Regions from separate parts of the Mus musculus genome. Here region 2 is linked to region 1. The links are chromatin contacts, found by POLR2A ChIA-PET in ENCODE. All regions are on one chromosome and are shown on one strand. The core of a region is the stretch at or near the end of the contact, and the rest is flanking DNA. Distances in the headings are between cores, read along the strand shown. Region 1 holds the start of 2810408I11Rik (RIKEN cDNA 2810408I11 gene). Region 2 overlaps Plekhm3 (pleckstrin homology domain containing, family M, member 3).

Region 1 (6,164 bases), core at 1,434-3,933:
ACTCAGGTGATGTGAAATACATGAGAGAATGTACACAGGTAGGTTATATGTAAATACTGTACCAACTCATAAGGACTTCAGCTTCTTCTAATTGTGGTATCTGTGGTGGACCCTGAAGCCGAGTCTTTACCAATATTGAGGAGCAATGGTGGCTTAGTTAGGGTTACTATTGCTGTGCTGGAACGCCATGTCCAAAAACACGAGCATCACTTTTCATCATCAAAGGAAGTCAGAACAGAAACTCAAACAGGGCGGAAACCTGGAGACAGGAAATGGTGCAGGCCATGGAGGGGTACTGTTACATGTGGGCACTATTTTGTAACTTGATCTTAGGCATAACTTCAAGTAACAGGAAGCATGTAAAATTCAATGCAATGATTGCTGCCTTGCTCCTCATGGTTTGCTTAGGCTCCTTCCTTATAGAACCCAGGACCACCAGCCCAGAGATGGCACCAGCCACAATGGGCTGGGTCCTCCCCCATCAATTCCTAAGAAAATGGCTTTTAGGTTTTTCTTCTTATGGAGGCATTTTCTCAACTGAGGCTCCCTCCTCTCAGATGGCTTTAGCTTGTGTCAAGTTGACAAAAAACTAGCCAGTAAAATGGCATTTGGTTTTCATTAAATATAATATAATTTCTGGGAGATACAAACAACTTCTACTCATACTTCCATTTCCCCCAGTTATTTTCCAAACTGTAACCTTATAGGAAAACAGGGGTCATGAAGTGAACTTTCCCGAAACTTCTCTACCAGCAATGTCTCCATGTCACATATGTCTTTTCTCCCTGCTTGCTTCTGCTTCCCAAAGCTTACCTCTCCCAGATATTTCTGCCTTCTTGGGGACATCACTTATTAATTCCTCCTTTTCTTCGAAGTCTGAAATTGTGTTGTGCTCATGGGCTCTTACTCTTTTAGTATTAAAGTACTTTCATCTTGCTTTTTCTCCCATCTTAAGAGAAAATTTCTTTAGTTATATACCCTCTGCCTTCTTCTCCCCTCAGGATTCATTTTCATACAACACTTAACAATGTCAAAAACTTTCTTCTCCAAACTTATTCTTCTTTTTATCTGTCTAGGGGAGCGGCATCAAAACCCGCCTACCCTCTAAATCAGAACTTTAGACTTTTTTTTTTTTTTTTTTTTTTTTTGCCTTCTACTTCTGTTCTCCCTCCATATCCAATAGGTAAGTACTTCCTATTTCACTTAGGAAATAAGTTCTTTGTCCACTTAGTCACCAGTGCCCTTTGTTGGAGTTGTCTTTCTTTCCTAGGAAAAGACTAGGCTTCCTTAACTAGACCTTTCTTCCCTTCCTTCTTACTGTCCAGAATAACATAGTCTTAAATACACATGACAATGACTTCTGAACTTCATGTTCAACACTTATTTCCAGTATAAAATCTAAACTCTTGGTCTGGAGAGATGGCTCAGCGGTTAAGAGCACTGACTGCTCTTCCAGAGGTCCTGAGTTCAATTCCCAGCCACCACATAATGGCTTACAACCATCTGTGATGGGAGCCAATGCCTCTTCTGATGTGTCTGAAGACAGCCACAGTGTACTCATACAAATACAATAAATATATACATTAAAAGAAAACAACTAAACTCTTGACCTCATTGACTTTGGGGTCAGATATTTGTGTTTGTACTCCAAGAGCAGCAGTGTGAACTCGTACAGCTAGATTCTCCAAATCTTTGCTTCTCATTTGCCTAAATTTACTGGGAGCCTGGACTGCTGGACTTCAGGAACAGAAATGAACGAGAAGATTCAATTAGGGAAGATATTTAAAATCCCCAAGTGAAAAGATTGCTCTTCCTTAAAATGAACACTACCAAGCACCAACAGTCTCTGTCATTTTCCCTAACCGTGACTTCCTTTCACAGGTACTCGGAGATAAACCTGGAATCCAGACTATTCTGGCCCCTACACGAGCAGTAACCTTGTCATGTAACCTTGAGAAAGTTACTCAGTTTCTGCATGCTCCCCCTACCCTGCCACCGATCAGTAAAATCTGGGAGATCGAACATTGGACTGCTCTTTAGACTTAGCGCTAAGGGAGCTCGGTTGGCATGGTTGGCAATACTTGGTGCATGCTAAAGGTCAATTGCTCTCTACCATCCCCATCACTTAGGACTGTGGGCACCCCACAGTGTGGTTCTCTATTTTGTGGGAGAAAACTGTTCTCTGCATTGCTAGTTAAAGAAACAAAGTCTGGAAACTCCTGTCTTGTGATGGCAGAAAACAAGCGAAACCGGAGTTGCTGGCTCCCAGCTTTTCTGAACCGAGAGTTTGGTCCTTATTTGACGTACGAGGAAATTGAAGAGTGACGTGTCCTCGGGTTTCATGCAAGACACAGTCACGACTCTTTATTGAGAGTAAGGAGCGAGCCCCGGGGTTGCTATGGCCAAGTTGCAAGCGAGAACGTAACACTGGGAAGACAGGAGAAGAGCATTTAGCCATATACAACCGGCTAAGTCCAGTGCAACTTACTTGGGTGAGCAAAGGGAAGCTGTCAAACATGGAGAGACCAAACTGCTGACAAAACCAACTCTTCACCAGGCCGGACCTTCGGGGCCCGCCTTGAAGGGCGGCCTCGAGTAACAAACTGCCGCAGCTCCCCAGTAGGAGCCGGACTCGGCGCAGCTCGAGATGAATGGAAACCAGAATTCGCGCGGCTCAGCTTAAGGGACGGGGCGGGGCTTTGTGAGTCACGTGCCTGGGCCGTAGGCGGGTGCGTGGAGGGAAGTCCGGGTCTGATTGGCTACCCGTCACCAGGTGACCGCGGAGCGCGTTCCGGTTGGCAGGAGCCGGCTAGCGGCCTTCAGTTCGGAGGCGGCGACGGAAGGAGGAGGAGCTCCGGCCGCGCTCTCGGCCCGCAGTGGCTGCGTCTCCCAGCGCTTGTCGGGTCCCCACCCCTTTTAAATAAGCCGGGCTGGTCGCCGCCCTCGCAGACTAGTCCGCTGTGGGGAGGCGGCGGCGGCGAGCCGGCGGGGGTGCGGCCGAGGCCGGAGCCCTGCCCCGGGCTGGGCGGCGGGGCGGGCGGGCGCGCAGCGGGCGCGGCGGCGAGTGCGGGCGGGCGCAGCCCCGCTCTGCCCGGGGCTGCCGGCGCCGACCGCGCCATTGTTGGGGGAGGGGGCGGGCGCGGAGTCCGGGGCGAGCGGAGGCGCAGGCGTCGGCCGAGCGGAGCGGACGCTCCCCATGGGGAACACGCTGACCTGTTGCGTGTCCCCCAATGCCAGCCCCAAGCTGGGCCGGCGCGCGGGGCCGGCAGAGCCCGACTACGAGTCCGAGGTCTACGAGGCGGCGGCCGGGGACGCGGTGGCGGTAGCGCCGGCGCCCGCTGCGGCCGTGGAGCCCGCCGAGTTGGATTTCGGAGCCGGCGAGGGCCACCACCTGCAGCACATCAGTGACCGAGAGATGCCCGAAGGTGAGGAGGCAGCGGGCGCGTCCGGGCCGTGGCGCACCTCTGGCCTCCACCGACTCCCTGGGTCCCGCTGGGAGGCGGCCGCCGCCTCGGGTTCCTTCCTGCCGGGATTATTCCTGGCGCAGGCCTGGACACCGGGAATGAGGGCTGTGGCTCGTGTTCCCACCCCTTATTCTTTCTCGGCCACGTCTGGCCAGTTTCTCTCCCACCCCTACGCCCAGTTCTTCACTCTTCCCATTCTCTCATTCTGACCCGGGACCCTGTACCCGGCACCGCTTCCTCTTTGTACTGCTGTGTACCGTCCAGTGGAACTTAAGACTTCAAGAGACTATAATTGCCCCTTTTCTTAATAAAACTCCCAGGTACCCCTAACCTCAGAATAGCCATCCCATCTCTCTGTCCTTACTTAGGCAGATGGTACGTAAGGTAAGAGCATAATGTTCCTCTTGCTCTGAACGAGTTGAGTAACTGATACTAGAGCAATCTAGATTCAGCATGGTTAAAGATTTCTTATTTACGTTCAAGTAGAGATTGCCACCAAAATGTGTATGGTATTAAGTAGGATTTTGAAAGTAGCCTCAATAATAAAGGTTGCTTTATTACTTTCAGTTATAGTTGGAACACAGAAAGAGGAGACTTCTGTGAAAGATGTTAGTTTCTTTCCAGGCTTCAGAAAAGTACTGCTTCCCCTCCCTAACAAGGAGTAGTTCTGCTTGCTTTAAAATTATCATTTTGGTAAATACATCGCCATTTAACAAATTTCATTTATTTTACCTCTTCCAAAGGAAGCAGGGTGGGGAGAGATTGTTCATTGGGCGTTTAAATGGAGCCAAAAGCTTAAATTTAGCTTTAAATTAGTAATGTAAAGGTTTGGGATTTAAGAAGACAGCCCCCTGCGGGTGCCTGTAATATTTGTTTCTATGGCTCCATTTCCCTGCACACCTTCAGCCTGGAGGTTCTTACTTGGTGCTAAGAAAGTTGAAGCTCGAAAACTGATCCATTGCAGGGTGAGCTGGCTGGGTAGGTAGGAGGGAGAAGAGGAAATACTTGGTGTTTTATAATTATAAAATTTTTGAAAATCTGTGAATTGGGTAAAAAGTAATTCTAGATAGCAGTGTGGTTATTGAATGAAGGCTACAGATCTATAAGACAACGTATCATGAGATGTTTAAGCTACATTGGCTTGTTGGCTTCACTACAAATGAGTTCCTTTAGAATAACTTAAGGCCCATGATCGATACACTTTTGTAACTTTTTGTAATAGTCAAATGTTGTAAAAGAATGTAAAGGTAATTGTATCTTTAAACAGTGGAGTGTGTGTTTATGAAAACTGTCCAGTTTCAATGTTGTAAGTTAAGCCTCTGGATTTACAAACAGTATATGGGTAGTGTTGAGTGAGAGTCCAAATAGGACCTTTTTATAATTCTTGAGGGATTACAGCACAGTATCATGTATGCCTATTTGTTCCTCCCAGATACAAAGGAAGCCTGTATGCATTCTCACTGTATTGTTGATGAGGATGCAAAGTTAAGATATGACTGAAACTGCTTCTGCATAGAACTGCTCTAAACTGTGGAGGTGGAAGATGTGCTGTGGAGGTGGGAGATGTGCTGAGTTGGACTCTTAACAGGAAAAAAAAATCTTGTCAAAATGTCTATTGTATTTTGACTTGTACAGTAGAACATGTGGTACGTGGTCCTCCCCGTCTTAGTCTCAGTTAGCTGATGCAGAGGCAACCTTTCTTTCCTTAGATCTCGTAGCTCATATGTACTCTCAGTGAAAGAGGAAAGAAAAGGGCAGGTAAGAGTGGGACCTACATTGATCCTGTAAGTGGGTCTGTTCTGCTAACTGTGAGTTGAAGCTGAGAATGCTTTGACAACATTAAGAAAGGCTGGCAAGAGGAATGTCAGCATAAAGTTATAGGACAGGAAATGCTTAGAAGTTTTTGTAAAATAAGTGTGTGTGTGATCATAGAATTTCAGTTTACTAATGTGCCCATTAAAATTTCAGTTCAGTATTTTCTCTAAATTTCATTTTTAGATCTGGAGGACTAGTTTAAGTATAGCAAATACAAACTCATAGGCTTGATCCTTAGTGCTGCCAAAACTGTCAAATTAAATTCCTTGGCATTCACTACAGTGATAAGAAATGTCAGCATTTGACTGGATCAAAGCACCAAATATATATAAACACATGAAAATTTTCATTTAATATCTTTATTTTAGAAAAAAGTTTTATAAGTTTCCTTGGAATCTGAGAAATATTTATTTAGATTTAAAGGTAGCTTTTTATTATAATGAATTGTTTTGACTTTTTTAGATAAAATCATAAATGATGTTCTCTTTTCCTTTGAAACATGTAGGGCATTTAAAGTCACTTTCCAGACTTTCTGATTAGTATTCCCTAACCATTGGCTCTAGCACTGTATCTGATATAACTGATGGGAAGTGACTTGAGTAACTAGAGCAGAGTAAGGATACTACTAAGGCTTTTTCCTTCTCAGCCTTTCATGCAGCTCTCATGCTCTCTCATGCTCTCTCAAGCGACCCTTTCTCCCCATCCCTTAGAAGGGTGATAGTAGGGAAAGCCTCCGAGCAAAAACTCCCCTGGCCAGTAGCTTTTGACCATTTTTTTAAAAAGACATGTTGGTAAGATACAGAAAATACAAATAAACGATTTGTTCACAGTCATCAAAGCTAACATTTATTAATATTTGGGTGCTGCTGCTTCCTGAACCTTTCA
Region 2 (6,164 bases), core at 1,370-3,869, 230 kb after region 1:
TGCAGGGATGCTCCACATCCCAGGTCCTAACAACAAACTTCTTTTTCAGAGGTTCATTGTCAATCAATTAGCCAAGGCAACAGGGGTCTGTGAGATGGGGGTGCCCAGGGAAACAATGGGCTACCCTGTTGTATTACTATTTAATCACTTTTACTAAATAAATAGAGCAGCCCCGAGGTGCTGTCCTGTCAAGGGAATTTATAACAACAACAAACAACAACAACAACAACACACACACACACACACACAGAGGGAGGAAAAAGCCTTCATTTTCATTGGTCATTACTTTTTTCCTTCAGGACAAGAGAGGGTTATTACTGTAGCCTTAAGTCCCATCTTTGTGCTTCTTGCCTTTGATTCCCATTCGGACCCTGCCACTTTCTGGCACTAATTTGTCAGGCTGAACAAAGAGGGGATTTGTACCTCCTGTAAGGTCTCAATTAGGAATGGCTTCTGCTGTATTATGTGCCATTCAGAAGAGACACAATGCCGGTAATTACAGGAATTTGCACTAAATGGCTGAAGAATTCACAGCAAAACTTTTCCCCCCTTTGAGTTTACCCCTCCCAGGGCTGCAGGGGAAGAAAAAGGAAAGCAACAGCTCTTGATGCCAGAGATGCACAGTCACCAACAGCAGTCCTCAGAGGTTAAACAGCAGCCAGGGAACAGACCATAAAACCGGCAGAGGGAAGCACCGGAGGCAGCCCTAAGCCCACTCTTGGTCCCTTCCCACATTCAACTTCAGTCCCACTCATGAGCACTGCCCTAAGTGGGCCATCCAAATCACACCCAGACTACAGAACAGTCTCACGAGGAACAGTTTTGAAGGTGAGCACTGCATCCCTGTCACACCATATAGTCACAGGCTCTTGAAACTATTGTACTCAATTGCTAGGTTTCTTAATTGCTGGAAACTTAACTGTGTGCCCCAAAACCAAGAAAACGATGTATCTGCTGAGTAGGTACACATGTCAAATTCCTAAAGAAAACAAGCATGTTTTAATCTAATGTACATGGCAGTTATGAAAACCAAATTTAGAAACACTTATGGCCATATACTAGATATTTTAATAAACTGAACAATCACCTTTTAAGCATTAATATTTTTAAATCACAGGTTCCTTATTGTCAAATACAATGCTGAATTCCAGCCTGTGTTTCACTAAAGAAGCACACCTCATTTTCTATCGTAGACGCTTTTGACAGAGGCCATAGAAAAGCATCCCCAAATAACACTTCTGCAGCACCTCGCCCAGCATGCATTGCTCTGCTCAAGAACTTTCTGTGACGTCATGGTCAAACATGAAGTTCATCTGCATTGAGTGCCTTTTTTATAGTCCAGAAATGATCTTCTACAGTCCTACCTGGCTCTACCTACCTCTGACGGCTCGGGGATCTGGAATGTGGCTGTCACATCTGTGAATCTGGTCGTGGCTGCTATTTGGCAGTTACCAATGTTATTATTTAATATCTAACATTCCTAGCTGCCTACAGTCTAATGAGGGAAGGGGTTACGTCCACATTTCTAACACTCTGACCTCAGGCACAGCCATGCACTTGGCAAGCAGAGAATAAGCAAACGAGCACAGGAATGGGTTCTCAGCCGTCAGGAGGTGGGACTGGAGAGCTCAGGGGTCCTCAGGAGACTGGCGTGAACATGGTTAGCTTTCTGGAGAGCTCAGGGGTACCCAGGAGACAGACTTGAACATGGTTAGGCTTCTGTAGCAAGGGCTTGCTAAGCAGCCACGGAGCTGGAAAGGAAGCTATGCAGCTAGCACACACAACTATCCTAAGTCTAAGCATGAGCCAAGAAATATGGAGTTATGGCTCCCCATATAGCTTCAAAACCATAACCTCAGGCATCCTGGTATGGTCATGCTCCATTTTCTCTGTAGGAACTGTTTAAAACTTAAGAGACCTAAGAAGTCTTCACTTAGAGAAAGAATTTAGTGAAACAGGACCAACGGTCCATATTTTATATATGTAAAAGCCAATATTTGTAGCTCCTCTAAATAGCAACCAAATGACAACAGAATTAAGAGCCTACTCAGTGCAACCTTATTCATCCAAAATATTTAATGGGGGAGGGACTAAGTAAACATTAAAAACTTAACAGTCTAAAGAGATACACTAAAGCCATGAAAGTCTGTGAATTTGCTTCTCAATGAGTGCATGAAGTCCAATGTGCTAAACTGACTGGCAGCCTGGAAGGCAGACATGCTAGTTCTCTAGCTGCTTTTCCACCCGGTCTGTGTCATCAGCACACAGTTACAAAAAGCAAAGCAAGTGATTTAAATCACCAATGCTGAGAGAAGCATGGATCCTTAAAAGGGCCATCTGCTATAGCAACCTCTTGGACGACTAACAGCCTCCCACTAATTTAAAAAACATTCAGGTTTGTATAACAAAGCTTTTTCTTTTCTTTTCTTTTTCTTTTTCTTTTGAGACTCTGCCCCCTACAGGACACACAGAATAATTCCCAACCTGAGGCAGAAAAACAATCTTCCTGGTTTAGCACTGGGAACGAAAATGCCTGCAAACCACATATGCTGTAAAGGGAGTGAACTGGTTTTACTCTTGAATGCAGTACACTGTACGTTACACACTTACAAGTTAGCGGTCTCTCTGAGTTAGAAACGCACCTGCACCCCATCGGACTGCCAAGCCGAAGCATGAAGCACCAGCTGCGCAAGCGAGCAACCCAATTCCACTTGTAACCCTGTGCTGAGCTCCCTGCTCTCCGTACTCAGCTACCCCCAACAGTCCAGATTTATCAAGCTCCAAATTTAGACAGCCAAGGGATGCGTCGTGTCACAGGGAACTGGGTGACAGACACTGCCAGAAAGGTCTGCTCTCACCCATTATGTAATACTTTCCCTCTTCTTCGCTTCCTTCTTCGGGCCTCGGCTCCTCGCTTTGCCTTTCCCTGTTTTTCTCTCTCCAAGCTTTAGTTGCACTGGGCCTGCTCTCCAACACTCCCTTTACTCAATGCAATGCAACATATGGGCAATGCATGCTCCTTCAGGAAGCAAACTGAGAGACAGGTGAGAAGTGTTAACTGAGTGGCAGCCTTCACAGCCCACGCAGGGCTTTCTTCATTCTCTTACTATACAGTCTCTTAAGGCAGAGACTCCAGTGACTAACTTGAGAACAAGGCTGGGCTAGTCTCCTATTTTCCAATTACAAGGAATTTATGGACTCTATCAGCAATCTAATGTCACACAAGTAAGTATATTATGAATTCAGGATGCCTATCCTGTAAGCAATTAGTAGAGTATTACTGAATGCCTGAATTCCAAAATATAATAATATAGGCACCAAAAAAACACTGAAATGCTAACAATTTCAAGAATAAGTAAAATAAATAAATGACAAATTAAACAAACCAAAACTACTAAAGGTAGTATTTTCTTATCAAAAACACTTCCAAAAGTAGTTAACTGGTTCAGCACAGGTCTGCTCTTGTCATATATACAGACACACACACATTACCTCCTATGGCTTCTATGCTGGCTCTCAACGTGTTTTTGTTTTCTGAGACAGGTTTTCATGATCAATCCTAGACTGGTCTCAAACTGGCAATCCTCCTGCCTCGAAGCCTTCCCAGTGTTAGAACTACAGGTGGCACATCTGCTTGTGCTGGTATTTCTGGCTCAGAGTTTCCCCTTTTGCCATCCTCACTGCAAAGTTCCTATGCACAGTCACTAAGACCCTCCTTAAAGTCCATTGTTTTCCGATAGAAAGGTGGCCATCGTGACTCTAGTGAATTTAAAATGTAGGTTTTCATTCTGACCATCACCATTTGCTTTTTTCAATGCAGGGCAAGAACAGAGCATAAACTCTTGGCTGGTGGTGAGATCTTTTCACTTTTAAACGCATATTTATAAGTCTACAATGCTTGAATTAAAAATTTCTCCATCAGGCTTCCAATTAAGTCTGTCTTTGTGGTAAGTTATCATCACAAATGAAAGGGAGGTAACTTTAATTTAGCTTAGTAGGTGAACAAATCTGGTTTAGGGGGAGGTCTTTTCTCACCTTTCTCTTCCTATTTCAGTGTTTGTGAGAGGCGAGGAGAATGGGGATAAAGAGGAATAGCACTGTTGAAGAGCTCTGAGTGAGGTCCACTCTGTCAATCTTACAGTGTTCCAGGGACACTGGGCTTCTTCCCCTCCTATCTCAGCAGTCATCTGCTCTTCACCCTCTTTTGGCCATCCCCACGCTGTCCTCAATACTGACTTTATAGAGTCTACTGGAACAAGATTTGACAAGGTCATGATCAATTTCAGCTGCTAGCTAGGAACAACATTTGCCTTGCCTAAGGAATGTCAGTAGTTAGCTGGGATGCAAAGTTCTGTCATGAAACAATCTGTGACATGCACAGTTACAGTGATCATTATTCAAGAAGGCAGAGGAGATAGAATCCTGCTGACTCAGGAGGCCTAAATCCCATCCTGGCCAGGCATTGGCCAAGTCATTGTGATTCACTGAGGTAAGCATAGCTGCTTCTGTTTACATTACCAAAGGGCATTAGGATGGATAGATTTTGTTCGGTTTGGTTTATTTTTGAAAAAAGGCCTCACACTGTAACACAGTAGCCCTGACAGACCTGATACTTGATACGTAGCCCACACTAGCTTCCAACCTAACTTAGCCCCCTGTGCACTACTTAGATTTTATTTTATTTTATTTATTTATTTTATCTCACTTCACAGCCCTAGCTGACCTGGCACCCAGCATATTTTTAATGCAGTAAGTACACTTCTTAGAGAAGAGATGCTTTTGATATACAGACAATTGTAACACCAACATCTACATTGTTGAATGAGAAGGGTTAAAGGTGAAATGCCACATAGGGCTTGGGGAAGGAAGCTCCAGCATGAGCATCAGGCTAGATGAAATGTTTCATACCTGCACATTTGAAACTCTGAGCAGTGAGTCCTCGCTCCAAAGACAGCGTGGTCAGGATGCTCAGGAAGCTGGTGGTCACAGACTGGCGTTTGTTCTTCCGCAGCTCGCGGCCATCTAGCTGATCCTTGGGCTTGTTCCGCAGTGTGACTTGCAGGTTTTGCTCAGAACTCCTTGCAGCGTTGGCTGCTGTCTTCAGAGCCTCCATCCATTCCTGAGCCCTCTGTCGGGTCTCAGCCCGGAGGCGGAGGACATCCTGGGGAAAAATGACTTGAAAGCAAGAGTCACAACCATCCAGGTTGTCTATCTGCACAGCCAGACACACATCCACATTGTAGCTCAACAGGGGATCTTCGTCTAGCTTGCCGGGGTGGAAAGCCATAAGATAGGCCTTGCTCAGCACAAATGTAAAGGCCTTCCAGTTGTTTTGGACAGTCAGTCTGTAGAGTGTCCCTGATTTGAGGATATTTTGGTACTGTTTGGGGCTATCCAAGACAGGGGAGGCCAGCAGCCCACTGGATTTCTTCTGTAAACAGTGGTTCTGTGCACAGTCACCATGATGGATGAGTCCTGGAGAGTTTGCCATCTCACCCTGCCGTCCCATGTAATTGGGTACAGCAGCATGCACGACTTCCCAGAGCTTCTGCCCCCAGTCCAATGCCTCCCATGGAGACTCTGCCTTTAGCTGCAGTTGAGAATTGTCATAGAGAACAGTGTCTACCATCCTAGCTTCAAGATTGCCTAAAACAGAGATGCTCTGGAAGTGGGAAAGCTGGTATGTGGCATACAGGTTTTGATTGCCACTGCTATCAAGGCTGTAGAAGTTTAAGTTGTAGGGTGAGAGTTCTGCATAACAGCTCTGCCAGTAACTGTCATGGTTCTTCCTGATCTCCAGATAACCCTTCTTCAGGATGTTTGGGAATGTCTGCTTGTGTTCTGGAAAGAAAAAAAGAAAAGTCAAAGTAATAATTAATTATGAGAAAACAGGCACATAAAACCAATCACATTGGGGTGGGAGCGTGGCATCTTTCTGGTTCAGATAAAACAAAATAGTGACATTCTACGTGGCACCCAACTGGCAAGACATATCTGGGAAATGTTTTACCCCGAGGTAATGAACAAGCGCAAGAGTACATAGGGAGCACACGATGCCGCTGTGACGCAGGGGCCTGGGTGCCACACAGAAATGCCGAGAAAGCTGTGAACAAAGCACGTGTGTCCTGTGCATCAGCCACATTGCCAGGTCCTCCCTTTGTATG

Evidence for each region. ChIA-PET counts read pairs that join two places held with the same protein, here RNA polymerase II (POLR2A).
Region 2: POLR2A ChIA-PET joins it to region 1 with 22 read pairs in embryonic stem cell. The contact joins the enhancer-like site here to the promoter of 2810408I11Rik in region 1. POLR2A ChIA-PET finds 5 or more read pairs at or near these places in 3 of 5 experiments (Patski and embryonic stem cell).

Annotation. Positions count from the first base shown.
Region 1 is chr1:64,687,976-64,694,139 of GRCm38, forward strand. 2810408I11Rik (RIKEN cDNA 2810408I11 gene) reads right to left here and starts at 2,684. Exons shown (of 2, transcript NR_038009.1): 1 at 2,489-2,684. It overlaps Ccnyl1 (cyclin Y-like 1), which reads left to right and starts at 3,370. Exons shown (of 10, transcript NM_001097644.1): 1 at 3,370-3,425. The coding sequence starts at 3,416.
Region 2 is chr1:64,916,642-64,922,805 of GRCm38, forward strand. Plekhm3 (pleckstrin homology domain containing, family M, member 3) reads right to left here. Exons shown (of 8, transcript NM_001039493.1): 3 at 4,909-5,841. Among named protein-coding and RNA genes, the nearest start is that of Gm51628, 33 kb to the left of the region's middle. Within about 2 kb of position 2,620, at least 3 of the 3 ENCODE cell types and tissues checked have a DNase peak (open chromatin) inside an H3K27ac peak, as active enhancers do.